Regions from separate parts of the Homo sapiens genome. Here region 2 is linked to region 1. Evidence: read pairs that join two places in POLR2A ChIA-PET (ENCODE). Cell type or tissue: GM12878. All regions are shown on one strand. Each heading gives the region's core, and the rest is flanking DNA. Links, peaks and the distances in the headings are about the cores only. Region 1 has its middle 8.4 kb from the start of RUFY3. Region 2 overlaps RUFY3 (RUN and FYVE domain containing 3).

Evidence for each region. ChIA-PET counts read pairs that join two places held together with the same protein. Peaks named below come from ENCODE experiments on the same cell type or tissue, not always from the same donor. Only the 100,000 strongest peaks of a DNase experiment are listed, where the experiment ranks them.
Region 2: POLR2A ChIA-PET joins it to region 1 with 5 read pairs; 3 of 35 experiments call an interaction of 5 or more read pairs at or near these places.

What each region holds. Positions count from the first base shown.
Region 1 is chr4:70,705,784-70,721,369 of GRCh38, reverse strand. It overlaps a transcript of RUFY3 not described here. Among named protein-coding and RNA genes, the nearest start is that of RUFY3, 8.4 kb to the left of the region's middle. RefSeq lists an enhancer at 15,458-15,586. In GM12878, for the core only: no CTCF peak of the experiment used is centred there; a DNase peak (open chromatin) is centred at 7,509; H3K4me3 peaks cover 2,228 bases; H3K27ac peaks cover 2,604 bases.
Region 2 is chr4:70,798,242-70,813,827 of GRCh38, reverse strand. It overlaps RUFY3 (RUN and FYVE domain containing 3), which reads right to left. Exons shown (of 18, transcript NM_001037442.4): 15 at 13,623-13,687; 16 at 10,845-10,872; 17 at 9,412-9,480; 18 at 5,209-7,312. The coding sequence ends at 7,169. It overlaps LOC124900900 (small nucleolar RNA U13), which reads right to left and starts at 1,582; the gene lies at 1,482-1,582. In GM12878, for the core only: no CTCF peak of the experiment used is centred there; no DNase peak of the experiment used is centred there.

The DNA.
Region 1 (15,586 bases), core at 4,442-12,441:
TTTTGATTTTGTTGTATTTATCAAGTTTCTGTATTAAGCATAAAATACGTTTCTTTTTTTTTCTTTTTTCTTTTTTGAGACAGAGTCTTGCTCTGTAGCCCAGGCTGGAGTGCAGTGGCGTGATCTCAGCTCCCAGGTCCAAGCAATTCTCTGCCTCAGCCTCCCGAGTAGCTGGGATTACAGGCACCCACCACCACGCCCAGCTAATTTTTGTATTTTTAGTAGAGACGGGGTTTCACCATCTTGGCCAGGCTGGTCTTGAACTTCTGACCTCATGATCCTCCCACCTCAGCCTCCCAAAGTGCTGGGATTACAGGCGTGAGCCACCATGCCCAGCCTTAAGCATGAAATATGTTTCTAAGCAGATTAAACCATGTTATATTTTTAAAATCCTCCCATTCGATAAGATACTGAAGACAATTATATTTTCTTAATACACACACACACACACACACACACACACACACACACACACACACACGGCCCTATATTATCCAATGAGGCATTTATACCTTGGTAGCAAAAGGGCAGGTACTTGCTTTATGAACTACATAAATTACAAAGAGAAGAATAAGAATTTTCTTTGAAAATGTTTTGGACAATTGAAAGAAAGTGTTTGTTTGTTTTTGTATTGAAGGGTTCCAATTTTAAGGAGGAACATACAAATTCAAGAAATATGACCTGAGACTATTCCTTTCTAGGGATTGTTATCAGAGGGACATCTTGATTTACCTAATTTCTGAAAACTAAAAAAATTCTCCTTGAATATTGTTAAAATCTCAAATGCTTCATCATAATTTGAGACTGAACTGAAAGAAAAAAATGCTAATAATCAAATTCTGTAGAGAAACTGGCATTTTCATATTGTTACGAAGACAGGGCGGATGGCTGGGCGCGGTGGCTCATGCCTATAATACCAGCACTTTGGGAGGCCAAGGCGGGCAAATCACCTGAGGTCAGGAGTTCGAGACCAGCCTGGCCAACATGGTGAAACCTCATCTCTACTAAAAATACAAAAATTAGTCAGATGTGGTGGCATGTGCCTGTAATCCCAGCACTTTGGGAGGCTGAGGCAGGTGAATGGCTTGAGCTCAGGAGTTTGAAACCAGCCTGGGCAACATGGCAAAACTCCATCTCTACAAAAACAAAAATTAGCAAGGTATGGTTGCGCGCACATGTGGTCCTAGCTACTTGGGAGACTGAGGTGGAAGAATCACGTGAGGCCAGGAGGCAGAGGCTGCAGTGAGCCGAGATCATACCACTGCACTCTACCCTGTCTCAAAATAAAAAAAAGAAGGAGGGTATACTGGTACAATGTAAGAAGGCATATATATAGGCTTATTTATAATTGGGGAAAATCAGTAAGTTACTAAGGAAAGCAAAATACTCCTGGTTTTATTTCTATCTCATTCTCTCTCATCATTACCCTACATCTAGACTCAGAGCCATTCATTCATTCATTCATTCAACAGATATTCACTAAGAGGTGCTCCACATGCCAGGTAGTGATCCAGGCACTAGGCACGCAGCAGTAAGACAGAAACACCTTTTCCAGGAAACAGAATTTTCATATCCAAATACTGAACACAAGCCTTCATTTAACACATTCTCATTTAATTCAGTTCAATTCCTTTCTAGCCAAAAATATTCCCATATTATATATTAATAAGGGGACAGTTTATAGATTCACTTTATATCATGCAATACTTCAAAACATAGTAAGTAGTCATTAAAACCTTCAAATTACATGGGACATTCCTGGAACCACAACTCCAAACAGCCCTAGCTATCTGTATGTGTGATATCAAAACTCTAGATCACTGATATGTTCTTAAAACAGAACAAGGAATACATGAATAAATCCGAATGCCATGTGATTGTCTGGGGTCCAAAACCTGAATTTGGCCTTGTCACAAACCACAACAATCTCTTCACCCCAGTAAGCATTTACTAACTTGAACAGATCTAGATTGATTGCAACATACCAACACAACAGGAACATCAAGGTTAGTGAGCAAGAAACTTGATTAACATTCCTTCGGAAGATCCATCCCACCCTGCCTCTCTCCAGGTAGAGGACACAGAGAGGCAAGCCCAAAACAACTAAAGTTTTTGGCAAGGAAAGAAAAACATGCCTGTATTGGTATCCTTGAATTTCCCAGATCTACCAGTTTGAGGTGTTGGCAGCCATTTCAGAAATAAGACCCGGGGGTGGGCAAGAAAAACTGTACTTCTACGCTGTTCTTTAGGTAAACACCATTGAGTCTTCAGCACGAACAGTTATCCATTGTTCACAGGCAAAGAAGTTACTATGAAAACAGTGCTATTTGTAGAAACTTATAAAAACAATTCTACGGCCGGGCACGGTGGCTCATGCCTGTCATCCCAGTACTGTGGGAGGCTGAGGCAGGCGGGTCACCTGAAGTCGGGAGTTCAAGACCAGCCTGACCAACATGGAGAAACGCCATCTTTACTAAAAATACAAAATTAGCTGGGCGTGGTGGCACATGCCTGTAATCTGCTACTCTGGAGGCTGAGGCAGGAGAATCGCTTGAACCTGGGAGGCGGGGGTTGCAGTGAGGTGAGATTGCACCACTGCACTCCAGCCTGTGAAACTCCGTCTCAAAGAAAAAAAAAAAAGATTTTAGATATTGCTTAGTACCGTTTTTACATTTTGGTCTTTACTAAGTAAACATCTTAGCTTTGAATATGAAGTTAAAGTTAAGCCATCAGTAAGATATTCAAACCTTGATTTTTTTTCTCACATACAGAGTAATTACTGTATGAGCTGTATTGAACTATTTTCTCATTTGATCCCATTTGTGAGTAATGGCACCTATTTGTAAGATGGTTGTGAGGCGGGTGGGAGTTCAGTCTGTGGCCCTAAAAGAATAGGCCTGTGTGAAGTTCAAATCCAAAATGAAGATCCAAAAAATACTACGTTCTAGCTGCTTAAACAGTCTGTATTTTCCACATTATGATGGATTCAAAGCAAATAAGAGTCACACTTCAAAGTCAGAAGTTACATTCCTCTTAAAGGATATTTGTACTCGGCTGCTACTATAAGACAAAGGTTAACTTGACAGGCTCAATGTCTCTGTTATATATTGTGGAAAAATTACCTAAAATAGCTATCATTTATTAAATTTCTATTTTCTGTTAGGTGCTTTACAAATGCCATGTAAAGGGCTGGGTGCGGTGGCTCACGCCTGTAATCCCAGCACTTTGGGAGGCCGAGGCAGGTAGATCACGAGGTCAGGAGATTGAGACCATCCTGGCTAACACGGTGAAACCCCGTCTCTACTAAAAATACAAAAAAATTAGCTGGGCATGGTGGTGGGTGCCTGTAATCCCAGCTACTCAGGAGGCTGAGGCAGGAGAATGGCGTGAACCCGGGAGGCGGAGGTTGCAGTAAGCCAAGATCGCGCCACTGCACTCCAGCCTGGGCAACAGTGTAAGACTCTGTCTCAAAAAAAAAAAAAAAAAAAAAAAAAAATACCATGTCAAGTCTTCACAAAAGCACTGCAAAACAGAGATTGATACCTTCTCTTTATACACAATGAAACCAAAGTTCAGCCACGTAACTGGCCCAGAATCACACAATTAGCGAGTAGCAGATCTGTTACTCCAAGCTACTTCTGTCTAGATACCTCCAAAGTCCATGTTCCTTCTACACTCTGCAACTTCAGCACTCTATCCTAACTCTTCCTCATCCCCGGATGTTAAATTTTATTCAGAGAAAATAAAAAGACATTTAAAACACACACACACAAACACACACACACACACGCAAAGTCTCTTCATGAAATTTCCTAAAGATGAGTTTCAACAAATTTAAGATTTGAAGAAATTTTTTTTATCAGCCTCCATACTTTACACCTTAATGCTGCACAACCCATACCTTCCTCTAGGCCCCCCAACTTACATATTAAGTTCAGGCTTTTAGTAAGTGGGCACATTCTGACAAACTGAGAACCCAGTATGGACTTTTCTGTCATGGGCTCACAAAGGGTAGATAAAATGCTTCCACTATGTACTTGGTTCACCCTACTACCACTCTGTCTCTGAGTTCCCTCCACATTTACATACTAGTTGGACACATTAAGAACACCTGATAAATTCCAAAATAGAAAAAGATAAATGAAGGGGGGAATCACTTTCTAAAATGATGCATTGTACGCTTTTTAAAAATAGCAAACTTAATGTATAATTTTAAGTCCTTAAAGAATATAACCAATATCCCTGAAACCCTTGCTCAACTGGAGAAATGGACCAACATATGTACTTATGTGCTCCTTCTTGCTTCTAAACTCCTGCCTCTCATTTCAAGGTAACCTTCTGAATTTCGTGTAAATCATTATCTTATTTCAAAAATATTGTCACAAATATATGAAGGTCTAAGCAATATGTTTAGTTTCAGTTTTTTTCAACTTTCTTATAGAAAGTGTTTCATGCTCTATAAAACTTTCTAAGCCTTTCACTCAATGCGTATTTTTTCTTTTCTTTTCTTTTTTTTTTTTTTTTGAGACAGAGTTTTGTTCTTGTCATACAGGCTGGAGTGCAGTGGCATGATCTTGGCTCACTGCAACCTGTCCCCTCCCAGGTTCAAGCAATTCTCCTGTCTCAGACTCCCGAGTAGCTGGGATTACAGGCACCTGCCACCATGCCCAGCTAATTTTTGTATTTTTAGTAGAGATGGGGTTTCACCATCTTGGCCAGGCTGGTCTTGAATTCCTGAACTCAGGTGATCTGCCCATCTCGGCCTCCTAAAGTGCTGGAATTACAGGCATGAGCCACCGCACCTGGCCTTCAATGCTGTATTTTCTAAGATTCATCCAAACCGTAGTGTGCATATGTAGTTTATCCTTTTGGCTGCTGTATTACAAGGTAGTGTTCCAATGCATGTACAAAAAATTTCTGATTCGGCAGGGCGCGGCGGCTCACGTCTGTAATCCCAGCACTTCGGGAGGCTGAGGCAGGTGGACCACTTGAGGTCAGGAGATCAAGTCCTGCCTGGCCAACATGGTGAAACCCCGTCTCTAGTAAAAATACAAAAATTAGCCAGGCAATGTGGTACGTGCCTGTAATCCCAGCTACTCAGGGGACTGAAGCAGGAGAATTGCTTGAAGCCAGGAGGCGGAGGTTACAGTGAGCCGACGTCATGCCACCACACTCCAGCCTGGGCAAGAGAGAGAGACTCCGTCTCAAAAAAACAATAACAAAAACACATTCTGATTTATTTTCTTTTTTTTTTTTGAGATGGAGTCTCACTCTGTCACCCAGGCTGGAGTGCAGTGGCACGATCTCGGCTCATTGCAACCTCCACCTGCCGGGTTCAAGTGATTCTCCTGCCTCAGCCTCCCAAGTAGCTGGGACTACAGGTGTATGCCATTCATGCCTGGCTAATTTTTTATATTTTTAGTACAGATGGGGTTTCACCAGGTTAGCCAGGATGGTCTTGATCTCCTGACCTCGTGATCTGCCCGCCTTGGCCTCCCAAAGTGCTGGGATTACAGGCATTGGCCACTGTGCCTGGTCTTCTGATTCATTTTCATGTTGGTAGGCATCTGGGTTATTTCTGATTTTCATAATGCAGAATAGAAACTTCTTCCTAAAATTTGTCAAGTTGTGCAACTAAATTTGTAAAGCTCACAAAGTTCTGTTTGGCAGCTTCCTGAATCACAGTTTCATAATTTAAGAAGAAAAATCTCATTTTCCCCCTATTTCACTAGTTGCTGTTAGCATGAAAGGGTAGCTTTTTTTTTTTTTTTTTTTTTTTTTGGAGATAGTGTTACTCTCACCCGGGTTAGGGTGCAGTGGCACGATCTCGGCTCACTGCAACCTCTGCCTCCCGGGTTCAAGCGATTCTTCTGCCTCACTGCCTCAGACTCCCAAGTAGCTGGGATTATGGGCACACACCACCGGACCTGGCTAACTTTTGTTTTTTTAGTAGAGACAGGGTTTCGCCATGTTGGCCAGCCTGGTCTTGAACTCCTGACCTCGAGAGATCCACGTGCCTCGGCCTCCCAAAGTGCTGGGGGATTACAGGCATGAGCCACCGCATCCAGCCATGAAAGGGTATCTTTGATGAATCATCATCATGATGACATTGGTGGAAAGCCCAGATGTTTCTGTTAAATTATATGATTATTCAACTCAATGATCATGATTATTTCACATGCTCCAGTACACCCTCCCACCTCCTTTCCCAGAACCACAATCTATTATGTCTACCTCTGATTCCAAGATTTCTTCAATTTTAAGTTTATACACTTCATAGGCTCAGTGTCACTTTATAGATATTAACCAAAGTTGACAACAACTATAAACTGATATACTCAGAAAGTTGATTTATCATTACTTTGTTAGAAACAAACACTACCAGGAGTATTATAATGCATCATCTTTTCACTTGTTAAAATTAACCAGCATAAGATTAAAAATAACCTCTACCCTGAAAAGTAAAACTGATTTCATGGCTCAGTGGCTGTAGGCAATAATTTACACAGACGTAAAGCTATCAAAAACTTAGTAGGTGACCTTGGGAAATTTATCCTCCTCTTGCCTCAATTTACTCAGTTGTAAAATGAAACTAAATAACTAGCTCCACAAAGACCAGAAGCTCCACCAAAGAAATATGCATTTTGCATACCTCTTACGTATCTACTCAAAATAGTACCTACCAAATACCAGACTCTCAATAGATACTTGCTGGTATAGATATGTATATAGCCTTGCAATGGCATTTTTCCACCCTCATGTTTCACTTCAATTGTGAAAACCCCCAAATTCTATAAAATCAAACCATATTTATGCCCCAACAAACAGGTCAGTCTAACACTGGCTTCATTACATGTACATAACAGATTCATTCACTCAACATGTACAGGGTACCTCCCATATGCTAGGGATGCAGAAGAAAGAACAAGGCAATAGACAAGAAACAGACAATTTTAGGTGTTTAGGAAAGTCTTAATGTCTGTTATAAATGGACCTATTCAGCGTTTTTTACATATACAACCATTTTTTCTATCAGATTGGTGACTCTTGAGTTTCATTAATTTACTCATTTTTAGTAAATAGGGCATTAGTGAGTAGAATATGGAACCAGAGGGCTGGTTGCCTGAAGACGTGCCTCTAATCTAGGACCTGATTCCAGTTACGGGAGGTGATGAAAGAGTGTGACATAGCATGTGGACTCTGGAGTCAGCATGCTCACAGTGAATCCTAGGTCCACCACCTAGCTGCTGAGTAACCTTGGCAAGTTACTTCTCTGTGCCCATTTCTACATTAACAAAATGGGGATAATAATATTAACCATTTCGGAGTTAAATGCTTAGCATGGCACTTGGCACAAAGTAAGCAGTAAGTAAATGTCACCATAACTGCACTATGATAAGTGCTTCTCCTTTGAGAGTTCTGGAAAAACCCTATCAACACATAAAATGAAAGTCAGTAAGGATAAACGTTTATGGGACAGAGGCAAAGGAAAGTAAAAAGGAGATGTGAGCAGAGGGTTACAGTGGTATCTCTCAGATTTTGAGGAAGGAAGAGAGATGGGTCAGAATTTTACCAAGCATTCTCACCTCAAGTGATCAGATTTCCTAAGTTCATAAAAAAGACAGCAGAAGTAGATAAATGTCTGTGGAGAGTCCCTAAACAGACTCTGAAGTTAGAAGAATCACACTCTAAAAGGCGACATGCTACAACGACTTCAGCTTTCCACCTGCTTTTTGCTGTCTTGGCCTGCCAGGCTCTCCTTTCCTACACATCATAAGGTTCCCACACCTTTCTTCCAAACTTTCCCACCCCCGCCCCACCACTCCCTCTGACAAAGCTGAGTATCTTGTCCGGTCGGTAGGGAGCATGTCAGATAAAAAAGGCTTTGCAAAGAGAGGGAATGCCACCTTGGCCAGCAGCCTTGAGAAGTTTTAGGGAGACTATGAACCTTTTCACAATTATTCAAATACAGTAGGGGGCATGGCCATATTGCTACTTACCTTCTCAAGTACCACTGCTTTGCTTTGTAACTCTAAAAACATTTCCTGGCCAGGCATGGTGGCTCACGCCTGTAATCCCAACACTTTGGGAGGTTGGGGCGGGCGGATCCCTTGAGGTCAGGAATTCAAGACCAGCCTGGCCAACATGGCAAAACCCCGTCTCTACTAAAATACAAAAATTAGGTGGGTGTGGTGGTGCATGCCCATAGTCCCTGCTACTCAGGAGACTGAGGCAGGAGAATCAGCTAAACCCGGGAAGCAGAGGTTGCTGTGAGGCAAGATTGCCCCATCGCACTCCAAACTGGGCAACAAAAGTGAAACTCCATCTCAAAAAAGCAAACAAAACAAAAAAAAATTTCCTTTCACACAATTTCAAACCAATTTTTTAATGCTTACGGTGTGCTACTGACTTCCCACAACAAATTCTACAGCTCATAACCTGAGCCACTTCACAAAGTAGGGAGTGTGTTTCAAAATTAGTAAGGATTGAGTAGACATGTAATAGGTGTGATGTCCTGTAAAATTCATCAAAAATGGGATTCTACTTTTATTTATGTTGGCTACAGGTTGCCTATTGTGCAATGATAAAGGGGCAGCCCATTTTTTAGTTAGTTCTTTTAATTATTTAAGGAATTTTGAAAAATATTGCCAACAAAAAAATTATTTCATCCAGTTTATTCTGCTACACTTCCATCATCATACATCTAGACTTTTTACTATCTATAGCCCATACTAGAAAAATATGGTCTCTTAGCTTCTTGATAAAATCCTACCTCTTAAACATGTAGATTTCTATGAAAAATTTTAAAAAAGGGAAAAGATACAAGACAGAATATAGTCAAGTGAATATGTTTTGAGGCCAATACTTGTCTTTTAGTCCCCAAAGTTGCTTTCTTTGCCACCTTTCCTCTGCTATCCCTCCTACCCAGCAACCTTTACTGCTCTCCACTCAAACCAGCTTCTTTAAGACCTTGGTGGTGAGGGAACGTACAGTGATTAAGAACATGCGCTTTGAAGGCTGACTATTGAGGAATATGAATTCATTCCCTGGCTTCAGTTCAAAAAAGTGCTAAGTACTATTACATGTGAAGTTTCTAGCTCTCTGCACGGCACACAAAAATATCCCACAAATGGTGGCCACTAGTAGTAGTATTATCTTACAGTCACATCTTTTATTGGTAATTGTTTGGGTTTCAGAACTACAAAAAAAAATTGTTATATAATGAAGAGCCTTTTAGGACTCTCTAGTGTCCAGAATAAAACTAAGATGGGAAGAAAAAAGAAAACTCTGTCTACAAAGAATGAGTCTATGATTATCAGAAGGGGAGCAACCAAAGAAAGACTCAAAGATTACATCTGATATTCTGAAATTGTTGTTCTGTCAATAAAAAGCGTGATTTGACTTTTTGATAATGCCAGGCCAGAAGAATAGGTGCAACAAAAAGGTGGTGGCAGAAAAGAAGGGGAGAATTGGCTGGGAAGACAAACTGTGAGAGTTCAGGGAGCCCTGCTCACAAAGGCAGAATCAGGAAGGCAAGCAGAGTGTTTAGTCGTGAGGAAGGAAACGGGGGCATGACCCAGCTACCTGTCCCTCAGTAGCTCAGGAGGTCCAAGGTCATGTCAGCTGTGTGTGGAAGGAGCCAACTGCACCAAGACACTGAACACCTAAACTCCAGATCTCTGGCAGTTACACATCCTTGGAAAGATGCTACATTTCTGAGGTTTGTATGTGGGTGGGTGCTTTTTATCTACTATTTGACAAAAGGCACTTAATGGATCAGAAAATGGCTCTCTGCCTTCTTAACAGGGTTGGAAAAGAGCAGAGGGCTAACAGATTTATGAATCACAGAATGGTAAATGAGGACACTGATCTACATTGAAAATACCGAAAATCTGTGTTTTAAAAAGTCACACATCACTCTGCTGTTTCCAAAACTACTAGTATGAAGGTAACCATGCCCAATCTTTTGGGGTTCTGAAAGTTTGACCATTTCCCTCATATGTTCCAGCCTGGGCAGACGCCTCTATGTTTACAAAACACAATAAAGTACTTTTGCCTTTTCAAAGTTTAAAGAAGCATACAGCAGGTGAACTGATTAACACGTGCTTGAGGCCGGACATGGTGGTTCATGCCTGTAATCCCAGCACTTTGGAAGGCCGAGGCAGGAGGATCACCTGAGCCCAGGAGTCCAAGACCAGCCTGGGCAACACAGTGAGACCTCATCTCTTTTTTAAAAAAATTGTTTATTTTCACTTTGGCTCTTCTTTGACATACTTCTTTTTTTTTTTTTTTTTTTTTTTTTTTCCAGACGGAGTCTTGCTCTGTGGCCCAGGCTGGAGTGTAGTGGCGGATCTTGGCTCACTGTAACCTCTGCCTCCTGGGTTCAAGCGGTTCTCCTGCCTCAGCTTCCCCAGTAGCTGGGATTACAGGCGTGCACTACCATACCTGGCTAATTTTTTTGTATTTTTAGTAGAGACGGGGTTTCACCATGTTGGCCAGGCTGGTCTTGAACTCCTGACCTCAAGTGATCCGCCTGCCTTGGCCTCCCAAAGTGCTGGGATTACAGGCATGAGCCACCATGCCTGGCCCATTGACATATCTCTTTATATAAATTAAAAATTTTAATAAATAAAACAAAAAACATGTGTTCAATTCCTGACCAGGTATACTGTTTTCTTTTTCTTTTTTTTTGTTTTTTGAGATGGAGTTTCACTCTTGTTGCCCAGGCTGGAGTACAATGGCGCAATCTCGGCTCACCACAACCTCTACCTCCCGGGTTCAAGTGATTCTCCTGCCTCAAACTCCTGAGTAGCTGGGATCACAGGTGTGCGTCACCATGCCCAGCTAATTTTGTATTTTTAGTAGAGACAGGGTTTCTCCATGTTGGTCAGGTTGGTCTCGAACTCCCGACCTCAGGTGATCCGCCTGCCTTGGCCTCCCAAAGTGATGGGATTACAGGCGTGAGCCACCGCACCCGACCTTTACTGTTTTCTAGAGTACTACTAAACAATTAAAAAAGAAGAGAGACAATAACAGAAATGTCCACAGAGGAAAAACTAAAATATATATATTTTACACAAACACATATACAATCTACACATACATACATGCATGCATGCAATATATATGATATATACATATCTGTATACTTGTGTGTGTATATATGTTAATGAAACTGCAAGCATAAATTTTCTCCCCTTAAACACTAATTCCTGGGTTTACATGTATATTTCGAACCTCCTTCCCCATACAATGGATTTTTCAAGTGCATCTGTCAGAGACAAAGGCTTCTAGGTACCTCATTCTCTGCACTATCCGGGGCTTAATCATGGCACTCGCTGTTAAGTATACTCAACTTTGTAGTGGGTAGTCATAGTAACGCTGCCAGTCCTTTTCAAGATTCTTTTTCTTCTATTCCTCTTCTAGCCTTCCTCCTATCTCAAAACAGCACTTAAAAATACAGAAAGCTGCTACTTGGTGAGTGGGACACTTTTTTGGACACTGCCTTAACTGGGAGAGAAAAGACAAGGGCAAGGATGTGGGCTATTTGCATAGCATTGCCTTGAACAATGTTTGCCGTAGTTGTGGGAGTTGGAAGGAGAAAAGAATAACTAAATAGAAGCTGTTAACTGTGCAAACAGCAGGGTGACTCTTCCAACCAACACTAAAGGGAAGCCATCTTTTGTCTATCCTGTCCATTCACAAGACGATCTCTAACGGCAGGATGGAAAAGGAAAGCATTAAAAGTATTACACCATGGCCTGCAAGCAGATCCTCCTTACAAATTGTAGTTGCTGAGAAACTGGCATGGAAGGTCATACATACACCAAGAGGATAAAGCCACCACGAAATATAAAAACATACATGTCTGTAAATGCATGAAAAAGTTCAGGATGAAAACTCCCCAAACTCAAAAGTGGGCATCCTCCAATAAGGAACCGGGGAGAGGGTGCTGGAGGTCCACAAAGAGGAAAGTTCACTTTGTAACTGTACTTATGTATTATGAAACATTTAAACAATGAGCATAGATTCATGTATTACTTGTACATTTATAAAATCAAATTTTAAAAGGCATGGCAGAGAGTTTTATGAGATTTAAAGTTAGAAGTATAAAAACCTAGCAGATTACCAGCACTCAAAGACTCAGAAAGAGACATAATCCTCAACAAGGCACATCAGAAGTCTCCTTTCACACTGCATTGAAGCAGATTGATTTCATGGATATTATATCCTGCAAGATTTTGGAACAAAACAATTCATGTGACAAACCCTGAAAAGTTTAGGCTACCTTCTATTTACAAACTTTTTTTTGAAACAGCATCTCGCTCTATTACCATGACTGGAATACAGTGGTGTGATCACGACTCACTGCATCCTCAACTTCCCAGACTCATGCCATCCTCCCACCTCAGACTCCTGAGTAGTTGGCACCAGAGGCATGTGCCACCATACCCAGCTAACTTATTTTTAATTTAAAAAATTTTTTTTTTGTAGAGACAGAGTCTGCTTATGTACAGGCTGGTCTCCAATTCCTGGGCTCAAGTGATACTCCTGCCTAGGCCTCCCAAAGTGCTGGGATTGCAGGCTTGAGCCACCGTTCCAGTCTCACACATTTTTGCTATTCTTCAGCACTGTTATTTAAAAACAGAGCTTCTGAACTCAAATGTAAAATTTAATTTTTAAAACCTCTAAGTACACTCAAGATTTCTAAAATAAAAAGATAATACCACCTTAATACACAGTCTTTCAAAGCTATAATATTTTATATACTTTTAGCAAATACATTACTGAGAGTTAAAAATTGGGTTGCTAAAGAGGCAGATGCCAGTCATCGTAATATTCACTAGGCATTGAGGTTGAGTCCATGTACCATTCTCGTAATTAAGAAGTCTTTTAAAAACTGTTTGGGGCCAGGTGTGGTGGCTTACACCTGTAATCCCATCACTTGTGAGGCCGAGGAGGGTGGATCACTTGAGTCTAGTTCGAGAGCAGCCTGGCCAACATGGTCTCTACTAAAATACAAAAAAAAAAATAGCTGGGGTGGTGGTGCGCACCTGTAATCCCAACTACTTGGGAGGCTGAGGCAGGAGAATCTCTTGAACCTGGAAGGAAGAGGTTGCAGTCAGCCCAGATTGTACTGCTGCACTCTAGCCTGAGCACAGAGTGAGACTGTCTCAAAAACACAAAATAAAAAAACAAAAACTGTTTGGTCTCAAGTGTTCATGTATTTTATTTTTATTTTTTTAAAAACAGGGTTTCGTTCTGTTGCTCAGGCAGGAGTGCAATGGTGCAGTCACAGCTTACTGCAGCCCTGAACTTCTGGACTCAAGTGATCCTTCACCTTAGTCTCCCAAAGGGCTGGGATTACAGGTGTGAGCCACCAGCACCTGGCCTGGTCTCTAATTTCTTAAATGAGTAGTCAAGAGAATCAAAGTTCTGATATCCAGATACATTACAGAAAGCAATATTCCATTGACTCTGCAGGGTAACAAGGAACTTTTTATTCATATCTAGAGTGTTCCTTTCTGTAAGTATGCTTACGTTCTAAAGCACATATAAATGTAACAGGTAAAAACAAAAACTCAGTCCAAAACAAAAAACTATTTTGAATCAATTTTATATTTAAATAAAACATGTAATAGTGATTTTTTTTTTTTTGCTAATATGAAATGTTCTCAGTGACTAATCTTTAAAAGCAGAGGAAGTGGGACACGTATATATTCCCAGTAACTTTTCTGAACACATACACATCAATAAACTATTTCAAAAATAAAGACCATGAGGAAATATTAGAACTTACGTGGTAACAAAAAACACCATACCGCCTGGGCACGGCGGCTCACCCCTGTAATCCCAGCACTTTGGGAGGCTGAGGTAAGTGGATCATTTGAGGTCAGGAGTTCGATAACAGCCTGGCCAACATGGTGAAACCTCGTCTCTACTAAAAATACTAAAAATGGTAGGTGCCTGTAATCCCAGCTACTCAGGAGGCTGAGGCAGGAGAATCGTTTGAAATCGGGAGGCGGAGGTTGCAGTGAGCAGAGGTCATGCCACTGCACTCCAGCCTGGGCGACAGAGCGAGACTCCGTCTCAAAAACAAAAAAACACCATACATTTGCTAGTATCCTAAGGTAGAGACTGAGATCACGCTCATGAAACTTTAGCTTTAAGTCCTCTAGTCCCGATCTTGATCATGCTTAAGCAACAGTATTAACTGATAAGAGTAACAAAATACTGTTATTTTCTACAATAATTAATAACATAAAGATAACCTTTAACAATGAGGGAGTCCAGTCAACTGAAATTCAGGTAATTCCCACAATTGATACTGTTCAATAGTTGAAAAGTTCCTCTACATCAAACCTTGTACCATAACTGTTACAGAGAAATGACAGTCTTCTTTCTATAGTAGCATGCTTAATATGTAGATTACACAGAAAGAAAACATTTTTGGTGCAAACAAAAAAAGAGGCGGTGTTTAAAGTACAAAGTAGAAGGATTCCTCAGAAAACAAAAGCAAAGTCTCCTTGAGAAGATTCTTATCTTTGCCTCCTCTGTATAGGAAGACTCACTTCTGCCATGAGCTGACAATCCATCTGCACATTAGTGCAGACCACTCCAACACACAAACTATGGCTTCACTAAGACAGTCAATGGTCAGTGTCTGCCCACTGACTTATTACTCAGTAAGTAATAAGGAGGTGTGAACACTGGGCAACCTCCAGCTGAATCACATAGACCCTTCCTGTTAACCTGTCACCCACCATCACAGTTTTGGATCTCTTGTTAGATTTAAAGAGCATGGGTTTAGCAGAAAAGCAATCTGGGTCAACTGCATTCCTTCTCTTAAGCTGTTACTTGGGATAAATCGAGCTTCCGCATCTGAAAAAGTGGCATTCAGTTTGGCGCACACAAACTTATTAACCATGATTATCACAACACATGCACATAGGAAATAATCAATAAATATTATCTTTTCCTAGGAGATGGATCGGGGCAGAAAAGGTGAGTCAGGGTTTCTTGGCAGGGCAGAGCAGCTAAAAGATTTGTACTTGTGCTTTAAAAATATAGGGTGTATGGTGGGAAAGGTCCTTCCCTCATCGCTTCAGGCAAGTTTCTGTCTCCCTTTCCAGAACTCATACAGCAAAGTATTTGGCGCTTACAGCATGCCTTGTATCGTCAGCCACATTTTCATACTGTAAGAGCTTGTATTTGAAAATCAGATTTAACATTCCTCTAAGAGTCCTTATATTCATTGACGACTCTAGGGCCCTACTCGTTTGCCAGCACAGTAAACAGTTCACTAATAAAAAATACAGCACGGAGTGTGGGTCAGCTGCATTCAGAGCGCTCGCGTGTGCCAGTGGCTTTAAAAGTGGAGGCCTCTTCCCGACAACCGATATAACCCTGGGAGGTAGCCTTCCAAAGCCACACATTCCCTTCTTGTCTTCTCATGCACCGCTCCGATTTCTCTTTCCAATCCGGGGGACGGATCTGTCATATTTACCGGCATGGAAGGAACGCTCGTAAAAAATTAGTTACTAGTATTACTAAGGCCGCACTGGCGGCGGCGGCGGCGCAGCAG
Region 2 (15,586 bases), core at 3,629-11,628, 93 kb before region 1:
TCTGCCTCCTGGGTTCAAGCGATTCTCCTATCTCAGCCTCCCGAGTAGCTGGTATTACAGGCATGTGCCACCACGCCAAGCCAATTTTTGTACTTTTAGTAAAGATGGGGTTTCACTACATGACTGGCCTCGAACTCCTGGCCTCAAGTGATCTGCCTGCCTCGGCCTGCCAAAGTACTGGGATTACAGGTGTGAGCCACTGCACCTGGCCTACTGGTTCTATTTTTAAATTAATTTTACATTTCAAGATAATTCACTGACTAAAGTTTGTGCCACTTATTCTAGGTGTAGAAATTGTGCTTGTCAGATACGTGGTTTCTGATTTGGTATATTGACTGGCATGCTTACAAGAATCTTTATACCAAAGTAGTGTGTTAACATCAAAATTAATCTGTTCCCAGCATGGGAGACCTGTCATCGATGACAGTTCCCAAACCAGCTATTGTCTAAGAATTATTAAGATTTGACTTGGGATAACTTTTTGGGTAATATATTAGGCTAAGTTAATTTGAAGGAAGTTTTACTGTAAATCAAAACAGGACCACTAAACTACTGAAATATAATTATTTAAAAACCGCCCCCATTTTTTGGTGAACAAAGCTGAAATGAGGCTGTAATGGAGAACCTCCTTTCACAGAATGGTTAAATGTCCTTTAAGAGTTTCATCATATGTTTTTATAACTTGACTTATAGTGAATGAACTAAGGACTTTGTCATAGTTCCGATCTGCTTATCAACCTTGCAAAACTTGGAGTCTATTTGGAAATAAGTAAGAACTCAAACTGCATTTAGGGATGAGTTCAGTCAGGTTCTATAGGGTTAGACCTATACTTGCTTTGAGTATGAAAGCACAATTTTTTAATATATAAACTTTATTTTAGAGTAGTTTTAGATCACTGGGTGTGGTGGCTCGTACCTGTAATCCCAGCACTTTGGGAGGCTGAGTCGGGCGGATCATGAGGTCAGGAGTTTGAGACCACCCTGACCAACATGGTGACACCCCATCTCTACTAAAAATACAAAAAATTAGCCGGGCATGGTGATGCGTGCCTGTAATCCTAGCTACTAAGGAGGCTGAGGCAGGAGAATTGCTCGAACCCGGGAGGCAGAGGTTGCAGTGAGCCGAGATTGCGCCATTGCACTCCAGCCTGGGCGACAGAGTGACACTCCATCTCAAAAAAAAAACAAAGTTTTAGATCTACAGAGACATTGCAAAAAGAGTACAGAGTTCCTGTATACGCCTCACCCACCTGTATACCTATTGTTAGTATCCTACATTACTGCAGGATATTTGTCACAACTAAGGAACCAAATTTGATACATTACTATTAACTAAATCCCACAGTTCAGATCTTTAGTTTTTTTCCAAATATTATTTTCATTCCAGGATCCCACAATTACATTCAGTTATGTCTCTTTAACCACCTCAGATGTTTTTGTTTTTAATGACTTCAGATTCCCAACCTTTTTAACTTTTTTCACGTCAGATGGGTAATGTCCTGATGTAACAAGGTGTGAAGGAGGCACATCTCACACAGAAGTGTGAAAGCCCAGTCGTCACGCTTATGAACTACAGAAGGATCCCAGACTTGTTTTTGATGACCATGACAGTGTTAAGGGGTACTAGCTGGTTTTGTAGAATGTTCGTAAGGTGAGGTTTTCTGATTGTTTTCCTTCTGGTCTTAGGAGGAAGACCACAAAGGGGCATTTTCATCACATCAAGGGTGCATATTTTTAATAGGGCTTATCACTCATTATATTAATACAAATTTTGATCACCTGGCCAAGATAGTGTTTGCCAGGTTACTATAAATTTTTTTTCTTCTTTACATATTGTACTCTTAAAGCAAGTTACTAAGCACAATCCATACTCGAAAGGTGGAGAGTTAAGCTCTATCTCCTTGAAGTGGTGAGGGGCGGGGGGTATCTACATAATTATTTGGGCTTTTTCTGTATAGGAGAGATGCTACCGCTCCATCAGGTCATATACACACATGGACTCATGGGTACTTACTTTATCCTTTGGGTTATAATCCTAAGGTGCATTATTTACTTTGTTGCTGAGATTTGTTTCATCTTTGGCCATTGGGCATTCTATCAGTTGGCTCCTGTGTCCCTTTCACATGCCTACATCCTTGTTTGTGGAACACTTCTTTACTTTCTGGCACTACAAGATGCCCTAGACCCAGAATCAGCCATTTCTCTAGGGAGCCCTGATTCCTTTTCTTGGAGAATGGTATTAGAAAACAAGATCTGGGCATTGGATGTACCCGTTGCTGCTGGCATGTCTGCTGCTAGGCCCTCTCAGTGAACAGAGATATATGCCTGTGTAATAACCCAAATAGACACACATAATTGTAATTACTTTCTGAATCCTTCCGGAAAACACAATTTTTTTTAAACTAGTAAAATATACATAAAACTTGCTGTTTTAACCATTTGTAAGCGTACATTTCTGTGGCATTAAGTGCATTCACATTGCTGTGCAACCATTACCACCATCTGTCACCAGAATTTTTCATCTTCCTCCAACACAAACTGTACCTATTAAACACTGACTCCCCATTCTGCTCTTCCTTAAGCCCCTGGGAACCATCATTTTACTTTATGCTTTGACTATTCTAGGTACTTAGTGTAAATGGAGTCATACAATATTTGTCCTATGTATGACTGGCTTATTTCACTTATCATGTCCTTAAGTTTCATCTATGTTGTAGCATGTGTCAGAATTTGTTCTTAAAGCTGAATAATATTCAATCGTATGCATATACCAAATTTTGTTTACCCATTCATCCATTGATGGATACCTGGGTTGTCTCTACCTTTCAGCTATTTTGAATAATAGGGCTGTAAACACTGGTGTACAAGTATCTGTATAAGTTCCTGCTTTGAATTCTTTGGGGTATATACCCAGAAATGGATTTGCTGGATTATATATGCTAATTGTTTTTTTTTCTTTTTTAAGAAATCACCATACTGCTGTACCATTTTACATTCCCACCAACTGTATACATGGGTTCCAGCTTCTCTATGTCCTTGTCAACACTTGTTCTGCTTTTTTGATAATAGCCACCTTAATAGGTTTATAAAGTGGTATCTCATTGTGGTTTTGATTTGTACACTTCCCCAGTGATTACTGATGTTGAGCTTTTCTGTACTTATTGGACATTTCTATATCTTTTTGCAAGAAGTGTCTATTCAAGTACTTTGCTCATTTTTTTCAGGCTTTTTATTGTTGCAGGATTTATTTGCAAATGTTTTCGCCCATTCCTTGGGTTGCCTTTTCATTCTGCTGATAGTGTCCCTTGATGCACAAATTTTTAATTTTGCTGAAGTCCAATCTGTTTTTCCTTTTGTTGCCTGTGCTTTTGGTCATACCCAGGAAATTACTGCTAAATCCAATGTCATGAAGCTTTTCCATTTTTTTTTTTCTTTTTGAGATTGAAAAAAAAGACAGGCTGCTTTTTTCTGTCTTTTCTTGCTCCGTCGCTCAGGCTGGAGTACAATAGCGCAATCGCGGCTCACTACAACCTCCGCCTCCCACATTCACGCAATTCTCCTGCCTCAGCCGCCTGAGTAGCTGGGATTACAGGTGCCCACCACCACACCTGGCTAATTTTTGTATTTTTAGTAGAGACGGGGTTTCACCATGTTGGCCAGGCTGGTCTCCAACTCCTGACCTCAGGTGATACACCTGCCTCGGCCTCCCAAAGTGCTGGGATTGCAGGCATGCACCACCACACGGGGCCAATAATTCTTTTTCTTCTTTTTTAAAGAGTTTAATGATTCTAGCTCTCTTTTTTCTTCCAACCTTAGTGGATGGAGCTAGTTCTTGATGGATTTTAAGTTAATATTTGTATATGGTGTAAGGGTCCAACTTTTTTTTGTATGTAGATATCCAGTTTTCCCAACACCATTTGTTGAAAGGACCCTATTTTCTCCACTGAATGGTCTTGGCACCCCTGTCAAAAATCTGACTATATGTGTAAAGATTTACTTCTAGGCTCTTTATTCTATTCCATTGGTTTATATGCTAATTTTTATGCCAGTACCATACTGTTGGTTACTGTAGTTTTGTGTTAAATTTTGAGATCAGTAAGTGAAGACTTCCAACTTTGTTCTTTTTCAAGATTATTTTGAGTATCGGGGGGGGGGGTCTCTTGACATTCTGTATGAATTTTAGGATTGATTTTTCTATTTCTGCAGAAATGTTGGGATTTTCATAGGGACTATTGAATCTGTAGATTACTCTGGGTAGTATTGACATCTTAACAATATTTATTAAGTCTTTGACTCCATGAAAATATGATACTTTTTTTTCTTGGCCTCCCAAAGTGCTGGGATTACAGGTGCGGGCCACCGTGCCTGGTGAAAAACATACTTTTATGTCTTCATTTTGTATGGCAACATTTTGAAGTTTTCAATGTACAAGTCTTTGCCTCTTTGGTTCAGTTTATACTATTGTAAATGGTGAAAAGCACAATTGTAAAGGAAGACAGATAGGCATACCATTAAGTCAAGGTATTCATGACTTGGTCTCCTTGCTTTTATGGGAGGCTGCACTGTAACTAAAGATCTTTGGGACGTTGTAAATTTTTTTTTTTTTTTTGAGATGGAATCTCACTCTGTTGCCCAGGCAGAAGTGCAGTGGTGTGATCTCGGCTCACTGCAACCTCCGTCCTGGGTTCAAATGATTCTCCTGTTTCAGCCTCCCCAGTAGCTGGGATTACAGGTGCACACCACCACACCTGGCTAATTTTTGCATTTACTTATTTATTTAGTTAGTTAGTTAATTTATTTTAGTGGAGATGGGGCTTCACCACATTGGCCGGGTTGGTCTCGAACTCCTGACCTCACGTGATCTGCCTGCCTTGGCCTCCCAAAGTGCTGGGATTACAGATGTGAGCCACCGCGCCCAGCCTAAATTTTTTTAAGGCTAATATTTATGTGTAATTCTAAGTAAAGTATCAAGTGACTGTTCCTCCTTATATTGTGTTACAAAGATCTTTTCAAATTAATTTAAAATTAGTTATAAAATAACTTTCTAATTTAGGGCAACACTCCTGTAGTCCATTTTTGTGCCCCACATCATGTATAGCACCTAAAAGAGTGCTAGCTCATGTAGGTGGCCAAAAAATGAGAGTGAAGATTCAAAAAAGAAATGTTGTTATTTAGGGTAAAAAAAAAGACAATCATCAATCAACAAACTAGGCTGGAATTACTAGATTTTATTTTTCCCCAGAACTCTTAAACTTCAGCTTCACCAAGTAACAGGCTGACTTTTGGAATAACAACTCTTTCCCAGGCTGTTGTTAACTCTTTCCAAGAGACAGAATTTATTAAAAAACATGGTTCCAGGATATTTCCACCCCAGAATTCTAAATCAGTCACAGAATCATACCTTCTTAGGTCTTGATTAGAATGAAACAATCTATAGACACACGTAACAGAATCAAAATATTATGTAATGTTTTTTGCCTTCTCTTGCTCAATACACTTCCCTCTTTTCCCCCAAAGAGTTTGTTACTCAAAGATAGATAGATATGTAAGTAAGTACAGTCAGCCCTCCATATCCATGGGTTCTGCATCCATGGCTTCAACCAACTGCCAATCAAAAATATTCAGAAAAAGAAAAATTCCACAAAGTTCCAAAAAAGCAAAACTTGAATTTACTGAACACCAAGCACTATGTTGAATCCATGCAAATGAAGTGATGTGTAGGTATTTTATTAGGTATAAGTAATCATCTTCAGATGATTTAAAGTACACAGGAGGATGTATGTAGGTTATATGCAAATACCATATAACCCATTCTCTATAATGGGACTTGAGCACCCATGGATTCTGATATCAAGTTGGGTTCCTGGAACCAATCCCCCATGGATACCAAGGGATGACTGTATTGCCCTTTTCAAGAAAGCATCTATCAGCTCTCATTCGTGACTCACTCAGAATAAGGAATTCCTTATTCAAAAAACAATGTAAGTATTCCGAGCTAACTGTTCTCAGCCATGAACAAATTAAACTTGGCCAGGTGTGGTGGCTCATGCCTGTAATCTCGGCACTGTGGAAGTCAAGGTGGGAGGACTGCTTAAGCCCAGGAGTTTGAGACCAGGCTGAGCAACCAATGAGACCCCCTCCCCGGCCAAAAAAAAAAAAAAAAAGCCAGTCCCAGCTACTTGGGAGGCTAAGGTGGGAAGATTGCTTGAGGCCCGGGAGAACAGGGATTCAGTGAGCTGTGATTGCACTACTGCCCTCCAGCTTGTGCAACAGAGCAAGACCCTGTCTTAAGAAAACAAATTAAACTTATTTTACTCTATATTTGACTTTGCTTTAATCAATATCTTCTATTTGCAAAAGCCAAACCCTATTTTTAAAACTCCTTACAATTTCCATTATGACTTGGAAAGGAAGATGGAGGGAATGGGGAAGAGTTGGCTTGTTTTGTGGAAGGAGATTCTGAAAAGGGCAGTTATTTACTTTGAAGTCATAAAGTAGAAAAACAAATGTTCTTTTTTTTGATAATGAAAACCCTTGTAGGTAAAGACCAGAAAATTCTGGTCCTGAAATTATAACATATTACAATATTGTTTTTAATATATGCAGAATTTATATTACTTTTTAATTTCTTTTCCCTGAGATTGGGTTCACAGTTTGGTAGAAATACTTTAAAGAGGTAGTTAGCAGGGGTGAAGAGGAAACAATGTTTATACTAACAGCACCTGGAAAAATAAGTAACAACTGTCATTTTGATCTCAGCATCTACCTCTCCCCCTTGAATCTGCAAATGCTATAGAAGGAGATGATCATTTTCCTTTTTATTCTTATCTGCCTGGATTCTCTCTCCTATTAAATCCACCCCAGTATCACTAATCATAAAAATGAGTTGCCTTTCCAAAGATATGCTATAAAGCAAACCTTCAATATCAGGTTGTTTAGATTTAGAAGAGAAAGGCTCAAGTAAGTTCACTTTTATTCATACAGTCATTAGAGAAAATGAGCAAAATTTCCAGTAACCCCAACCACTGCCTTTTCTCCCTGGACCTAGTAAATTCCTATCAACTCTTTAGTTGACTCTAAGAACTGGGCTCTATGAGATCCTGACAGCTAAAACACAGGTACAGAGGAGCCTGCATAAACGTTTTGGTCCAGGTCTTGGCCTCCAGTCTTATGATGGGCTGGTAGAATATTGCTTCATCAGATGCTTGTGACAGGGATTGCAAACTCGCTCAAGCTTGATACTTGAAGGAAGAGGCAGTTCATTTGTTGAACAGGCATCACAGAAGGTTCCGCTGCAGTTCTTACACACATTCTATGAGAAGAGGAGGTTAGGCGGGGAATAGAAGATGAGCAAGGCATAAGGATTCATGGGATATAAAAAGCCAAATATGGCAAATGCTCAATGCCTAATCAAACAATGACTGAATGTTTACTATGTGCCAGGTAGTATCTGAACACAGGCCCAATCTACAAAAAAGTTCACCGTCTAGTTTTTAGATTTAAATGAAAAGAAGCAGTGCCATAGAGTTAAAAATAAAAACAGGTAACATACAAGTCACTTATCTTTAGAATATCCTTCACACATCTGTTCCCCATACTCACTTTGAGGTAGGTTAGTTTTAAAATTAGTTTGCAAGTACCTGCGCATACTCCAAATAAGGCAGTGAAAGAGCAATGGATTGAGTGAACAGGCTAAGATTTAAAAATGTCCAGAGTATGAACTGAAAGTATAATTCCTAATAAATACACTGATGTGCTTTATGCTTTCCTGTGGTCTCTGGTGCTCTGTAAGCACATCCACTGGGTTATCAATGCAGCAGGAGCACAGCTTCCTGCATCTTGTTCATAGGGAAATTATTTTGTTTTCCTAAATGTTTTGCATCTTTAATGGTCAAGCACAGAGAGCAAGAAGTCACTATAGCAATGTCAGCAGTAAGGCTGTGATAGGGTGGTATACACAAAGCTCCAAGGGTCCTATATAAAAAGCTGTAAAGAATAATTTCTCCCATGAAGTGCTACCTTCATCCCAAATAATTCATCTTCCTGAGGTTGAGAGGAGTAGGGGGTTGCTTTTATCTGAAAGCCTAAGAAGAATTTTTGTCTGACATACAGAAGCTAATATTGCATGGCTTAGAAGAGGAAAGCCAGAATTAACAGTTTGTTCTACTTTGTAACATATTTCTATAATTGTAACTTCCAGTTCTATAAGGGCAGTTCATTTGTTATCTGATTCTGTGAATTTAAGACTAGGTCATATTATAATTTATTAAAATTTTGCATGATCACAGATGGTGCTATGCAGGTTGTGATCCAGAATTTGAGCCTGTTTCCTGTATCTCTTCCAAGCATGTGTTTCATACACTCATTTGTACATAACTTTTCTTGAGGATCTACTATGGATTGGGTACCATATTAGATGCTGGGGGATTCTGTGAACAAGACACAGTTCCAGCTATCAAGGGCACTCATTCTTTCTGAATACTTCCTTAACTCTGCCTACTCTAGGATAACAAACTGGGAAGATGCTCAGGCAGGCACCCTTGAGGATCGGGTGGAAAACAAGTGGTCTAGCAGGGAGAGCTCATATCCTGTTCTGAGCAGGATAAAGTGCTGAAAGGACTGTGGACTTTGGAGCGAAAGCTAGGTTGGAAGCTGGGCTTCATCACTTATGACTTAATTTTGGGAAATGTAGTTAGCATTAGATGTTCAACGTTCTTCATCTATAAAATGACAGCTATGAAGGACATAAGCTTGACAAGAACAGAGACTTGGTCTACTTTGTTCATTACTCTTTCTCCAGCACATTCTACACAGCAGGCACTCAATATTTACTTATACATTTCTATCTGCTTATTTGCTTTATTACATAATTATTTTTGTTTGTTTATTTATTTACTTATTTTTAGACAGAGTCTCGCTCTGTTGCCCAGGCTGGAGTGCAATGGTGTGATCTTGGCTCACTGCAACCTCCGCCTCCCGGGTTCAAGCGATTCTCCTGCCTCAGCAACCTGAGTAGCTGGGATTACAGGCCACCACGCCCGGCTATTTTTTTTTTTTTTTTTTTTTGTATTTTTAGTACAGACGGGGTTTTACCATGTTGATCAGGCTGGTCTTGAACTCCTGACCTTGTGATCGGCCCGCCTCGGCCTCCCAAAATGCTGGGATTACAGGCGTGAGTCACCGCGCCTGGCTATTTATGTTTATTTTAATGGGAATTTTCTGACATGAATTATTATGACTGAAAAAACAGGTACCCAGTAAATGCTTGCCCCTTTTGCTTTTCACCCCACTCCCAGCACTCTGCATGCACTCTGCACTCTATGCGGGAAAGTCCCTGTTACTCCTGGGGAGGGACTGGGGGCTGCTGTAGACATCCCTATGAAAAGCCTGTCCGTTTCTCATCACAGTTACCTTTGTTAGGCTGCCGTCTTCCTGGCATAGCTGACACAACTGTGGCTTTTCAGAGAGCAGCAGCTGATCCTAAACCACACAGGGAGCTGGTTAGTTTTTCTTAGTGCCAGAAATATTAGTACTTTCAGAATATGCATTTTTTACCTACAATATTAATATAATCACACTATAGACTATCTGGAAACTAAACCAATTATAAATAGGTAGTCCTACCACCATAATACAACTCGGATAATCCTATCATTATGCTTCCAGCTCTTAATTTTTATAATAACATGATTTCTAAAAAGAAAATTCAAACACATGCAAGTATAGAGTAAAAAGTTTTAACACTATCCCATTCCTCTTGTTCACTCTACCATCAAGAATGGAAAGCACTGGGGACTGGGCCTGGTGGCTCACGCCTGTAATGCCAGCACTTTGGGAGGCCAAGGCAGGTAGATCACTTGAGGTCAGGAGTTCAAGACCAGCCTGGCCAACATGGCAAAACTCCATCTCTACCAAAAATATATATATTAAAAAAAAAAAAAGTTGGACATGGTGGTGGGCGCCTGTAATCCCAGCTACTCGGGAGGCTGAGGCAGGGGAATCACTTGAACCTGGGAGGCGGAGGTTGCAGTGAGCTGAGATTGTGCCACAACACTCCACCCTGGGTGACAGAGTGAGACTCTGTCTCAAAAAAAAAAGGAAAAAAAGAATGGCAAGCATAGGGCATGGAAGCTCACACCTGTAATCCCAGCACTTTGGGAGGCCAAGGCGGGAAGATCACTTGAGCCCAGGAGTTTGAGACCAGCCTGGGCAACACGGTGAAACCTAATCTCTGCAGCCCTAGCTACTCGGGAGGCAGAAGTGGGAGGACTGCCTAAGCTCGGGAAGTTGAGGCTTCAGTGAGCTGAGATCGTCCACTGCACCCCAGCTTGGGCAATGTGAGTAAGACCTTATCTCCATTTAAAAAAAAAAAAAGGAAAGCAGTAGGACTTATTTTATTTTATAACCTAAGAGGTAAATGACAGGGTGACTCAGACACAGTAGCATTCACTGTCTTTCTCATGGGCTTATCATATACTATTAGATTAACAAAGTGTTTTACAATCATTTATGTTAGCTTATTTCTAAGTGATCAAAACATCTTTTTTCTCTCCATTTTATGTAAGGAAAAACTAGAGGAAAGGGACATAAAGTGAGCTCTCCTAGATCTTATGTCAGGGATAATTTAAAATAGGTGAGAACTGATGTTTACTTAGTAAACTGCTCAAAGCTGTGCTACTTCCTGTGTGAGCTTCAGGCAATACATATTTGTTCAGGGTATTGTTAGAAGGATGGCACACTGTATTCACTCATCTTCCGCCCATGCTACCTTATTTGCTGGCTAGGCACGGTACAACCAACTTCATAATTCATACAAGATGTTTTGAAACAGGAGGCTCTGTTACCTGTTCATCCATAGGGTGGGGTTGCAGCCTACAATGGAGAAGTAAAAAATTGTGACAAATAGGAACTTCATGTATTTTCATTTATATCATTTCAATAAAAAGCTCAGAATACAAACATTTTTTTCAAACAAGAAATACTGTAGGTCTTTTATATTACTTAGAACAACATAATTATTAATTTTGACCTCCAAGGAGAGGAAACTTTGCTTCTTAAAATGAATCACTAGAATCTGACCCTTGACTTATTATATAAGGGTTCCCATTTAAAAATAGATTTGAAGTTATATTTTACATTCCTTTTTGCTATCAAAATAGTTAGCATTTATGTTTCCCAATGTGTAAAACTCCAATGGTTCACTGGCCATATATTTTAGTAGCTTTTTTTCTATTTGATATTATGGAAATCTATCCATTATCCATTATCACATGTTGTGTATCAGTCCCAAATATTCTTAAGATGTGAGCTTTAGCAAATTAACCCAAGAAGGGGAAATGAATGAGACTGTCACCAGAAAACCCATTCAGGTTGAAATATTTCTTCATGAGGGACTAAGCTGAGCTAACTCCGATGTTCCAGCATGGACTAGAGCCTAAATGAGAGGTGAAGCAAAGCCCGCTCTCGGTTACAGGGAAAATGCACTACAGATTGCAATGGTTCTTATTCTTTTCACTTGAGTAGCAGTGTGACCACCAGACATACACCATGGGGTGACCAGGTTTTCCGATGTTCCTTGCCATCATAATCCCAGGAAGCCTGGTATGTCTAACGATTGCAGCTATGGCCAGAATAAGTCCTGGAAGTTGCTAATAGGTAGTGCAGAGCCAAAGGACTTAAAAACAGTAGACATGATAAACAGAGGCAACTTGGATAAGTCACCCAGCCTCTCTGCTTCTCAGTTTTCTCATCTGTAAAGTTGCATTAGGTACTTTTGTAAGGAATACTGAATCATAAGGAGATAATAAATGTGAAACAAATTCTAAGTTGCAGAGCACAATTCAGATATAAGGAAGCACTGTTCCATATTCTCAGGACCTAAATCAGAAGTTGGCATTTAAGACACTCCTGGTTGCTCAAGTAAATGATTTGATTTTAGTTTGGAACGAGGCTGACCCTGAAAGGCACCTGGAAGCCCAGGTTAATTTTATGGCCCTTCTAGTTCCCTTCTCTTTGCTTATGCCATTCTGTAATGTGAGATGGGTGATAGTTTAAAGTTAGCTCTGGATCAAACCATGCTCTTTGGGAGCAAGGCCAGAAAGGGACATTTAGGCCAAGCACCTGCATAATTAGCTTACTATTGGACTGTGTGTTTTCTCTTCTCCAGCAGCTACTTTTGCTCCAGATGACACACTACCTCATTCTTAAGGTGACGAAGCCTGGCTAGGGACAGCTGTATAGTTCTCTCAAAACCTCACTGTGGTATCATTCCTCATCACTAACCTCTTCCTCCACCTTTTAAAGTAGACCTTTATGTTTAGAGCAGTTAGGTTCACAGTCAAATTGAGTAGAAAGTACAGAGACTTCCCACATGCTTCCTGCCCCATCCCTGGCCTCTTTGTCAACATGCTGCACCAGAGTGGTACATTTGTTACAACTGATGAGCCTACACTGACACAACATCATCACCCAGAGTCTATAGTTTACATTAAGGTTCACTCTTGGTGGTGTCTAGTCTATAGTGTGGTCAAATGTATAATGACATGTATCCACCATCATAGTATCATACAGAGTAGTCCACTGCCCTAAAAATCCTCTGTGCTCCACCGGTTCGTTCCTTCCTTCTCTTACCACTGGCAACCACTGATTTTTTTTTTTTTTTTTTGTCTCCATAGTTTTGTCTTTTCCAGAATGTCATGTAACTGGACCTCCTTCACTTTTTAATGCAGTGGCACTATGTAATATTTAATTATATTTCTAACCTGCTAAAATAACTATAAAAAGTCAGCTTCCTTGAAACTATCCTATGCTCTTCATCATGAGCAAATCAGACAGAGTTAGGATAAAGGAATGAAGTTAAGCTGTTTGAGATTCTCAAGATAAAGGAAAAATGAGAGATGAGACATAAGAGAAATCAGAGTACTTATTTGAACTTTTTTTTTTATTTGAGACAGAGTCTCACTGTATTGCCCAGGCTGGAGTGCAGTGGCGCTATCTTGGCTCACTGCAACCTCTGCCTCCTGAGTTCAAGTGATTCTCCTGCCTCGGCCTCCCAAGTAGTTGGGATTACAGGCAGGTACCACCAGACCCGACTAATTTTGTATCGTTAGTAGAGACCGGGTTTCACCATGTTGGCAGGCTGGTCTCGAACTTCTAATCTCAGGTGATCCACCTGCCTCGGCCTCCCAAAGTACTGGGATTACAGGCGTGAGCCACTGCGCCCAGCCACTTATTTGAAATTTAGCACAGAGGTAGAAACAAGTCATACTCAAATATATTTAAGAAGTTAAGAAATGCTATGTATGACTTATACTTTATTTTCCTGGGATACCAATTCAGTAAAGGTGGGAAATAACCTCTTAAGTGATAATCTGAGCTTGGGAATTAATCAGGGAAGAGAGGACAGCCTGATCATCCTTCTTTCCTCTGAAATGGCCTAATGGGTTTGGTTTAATACATGTTATACGTTTTATTATTAACTTCCACTTCAAATGTCTTCCTGGCATATTAATATTATAAGTCAGTGTCTGGTCGGTGTCAATGCCAATGTATATAAAGAACTCCCTCCTTCCCACCACCCCAGAATAACTTTACATCTTAGTTAATACTTGATTAACAAACACCTGTGGCTTTCTTCCAGGGGCTTTTTTAGTTTAACATTTTCCTCTTGCATTTTGTGCTTCCCATCCTGCCAAAAGAAAACAGCCCAATTTATTAATTATTCAGAATGCTAAATAATGATATTGCAAATATTTTCTTCTGCAATGCCTTAGTTTGGGTATAAAGCTAAGTAGCTTTTTTTATTAGGGAAGGGATCTAACTTTCAAGCTATGTTTCCTCATTCTTTGCTCTAAGTAGTTTCTTAATTATTCTGACAGTTTGTGACAAATGATTTTCAAAGTAATATTTTAATTCTTGAGATTCAAATAAAATTCAGAATGTATTCTACTTACTTGCAAAGTTGGCTCCAGATATCAGTTACTTCTTAGGGGAAGTATAATTTTTTTTTTCTTTTCCCCAGACTGAGCTCTGAAAAACTGGTAAAACCAAGGATGGCCATATACAGCAGACTATAATCCTCTGGACGTTCAATCAAGTTGATGCCCCAGTGCCACAATATTTTTCTTTCTTTTTGGAGACAGAGTCTCGCTCTGTCGCCCAGGCTGGAGTGCACTGGTGCCATCTCGTCTCACTGCAGCCTCTGCCTCCCGGGTTCAAGCGATTCTTGTGTCTCAGCCTCCTGAGTAGCTGGGATTATAGGCGTGCATCACCGTGCCTGGCTTATTTTTGTATTTTTACTAGAGACGAGGTTTCACCATGTTGGCCAGGCTGGTCTCGAACTCTTCACCTTAAGTGATCCACTTGGATTCAAGTGATTCTTGTGCCTCAGCCTCCAGAGTAGCTGGGATTACAGGCACACGCCACCATGCCCAGCTAATTTTTGTATTTTTAGTAGAGATGGGGTTTCACCACGTTGGCCAGGCTGGTCTCGAAGTCCTGACCTCAAATTATCCACCCGTCTCGGCCTCCCAAAGTGCTGGGAGTACAGGCGTGAGCCATCGCACCCGGCCCAGTGCCACCATCTCTATAGCCTGTTCAACTCAAGGAATTTTCTACTTGGCAGGACAGATGTAAAGTTTCAAACTGCATTTCTTTTTTCTTTTCTCTTTTTTTTTTTTTTTTTGAGACGGAGTCTTGCTCTGTCGCCCAGGCTGGAGTGCAGTGGCATGATCTCGGCTCACTGCAGCCTCTGCCTCCTGGTTTCAAGCGAGTCTCCTGCCTCAGCCCCTGAGTAGCTGGGATTACAGGCGCCCACCATTGATGGCTAATTTTTGTATTTTAGTAGAGACAGGGTTTCACCATGTTGGCCAGGATGGTCTTGAACTCCCGACCCAGGTAGTCTGCCCACCTTGGCCTCCCAAAGTGCTGGGATTACAGGCGTAAGCCACCACGCCCAGCCTCAAACTGCATTTCTACCAATACTCTTAAGCCCTGCCTGGGCAAATTTTGTTTGTTTGTTTTGGAGACAGACTCTCACTCTGGCACCCAGGCTGGAGTGCTGTGGTACGATCTTGGCTCGCTGCAACCTCTGCCTCCTGGTTTCATGCAACCTCTGCCTCCTGGTTTCAAGCGATTCTCTGGCCTCAGCATCAGGAGTAGCTGGGATTATAGGTGCACGCAGCAAGGCCCAGATACTTTTTTGTATTTTAGTAGAGATGGGGTTTCACCATGTTGCCCAGGCTTGTCTCAAACTCCTGGGCTCAGGCAATCCACCCGCCTTGGCCTCACAAAGTTCAGGCATGAGCCACTGTGCCTGGCAAGGTGCTGGGCAGTTCTAAGGGCTACATTTTTTTCTGAGGCACACACAACCACTGCTGCTTGCCTTCGACTGCTGCCCGCCTTCGACTGCTGCCCATGTGCATCCAAAAGTGGAATGTGTTTTCTTTTTGTTTGTTTTTTGAGACAAGGTCTCATGCTATTGCCCAGGCTGGAGTGCAGTGGCATGATCACAGCTCACTGCAGCCTCAACCTCCTGGGCTCAAGTGATCCTCCTACCTCAGCCTCCTGAGCAGCTGGGACTATAGGC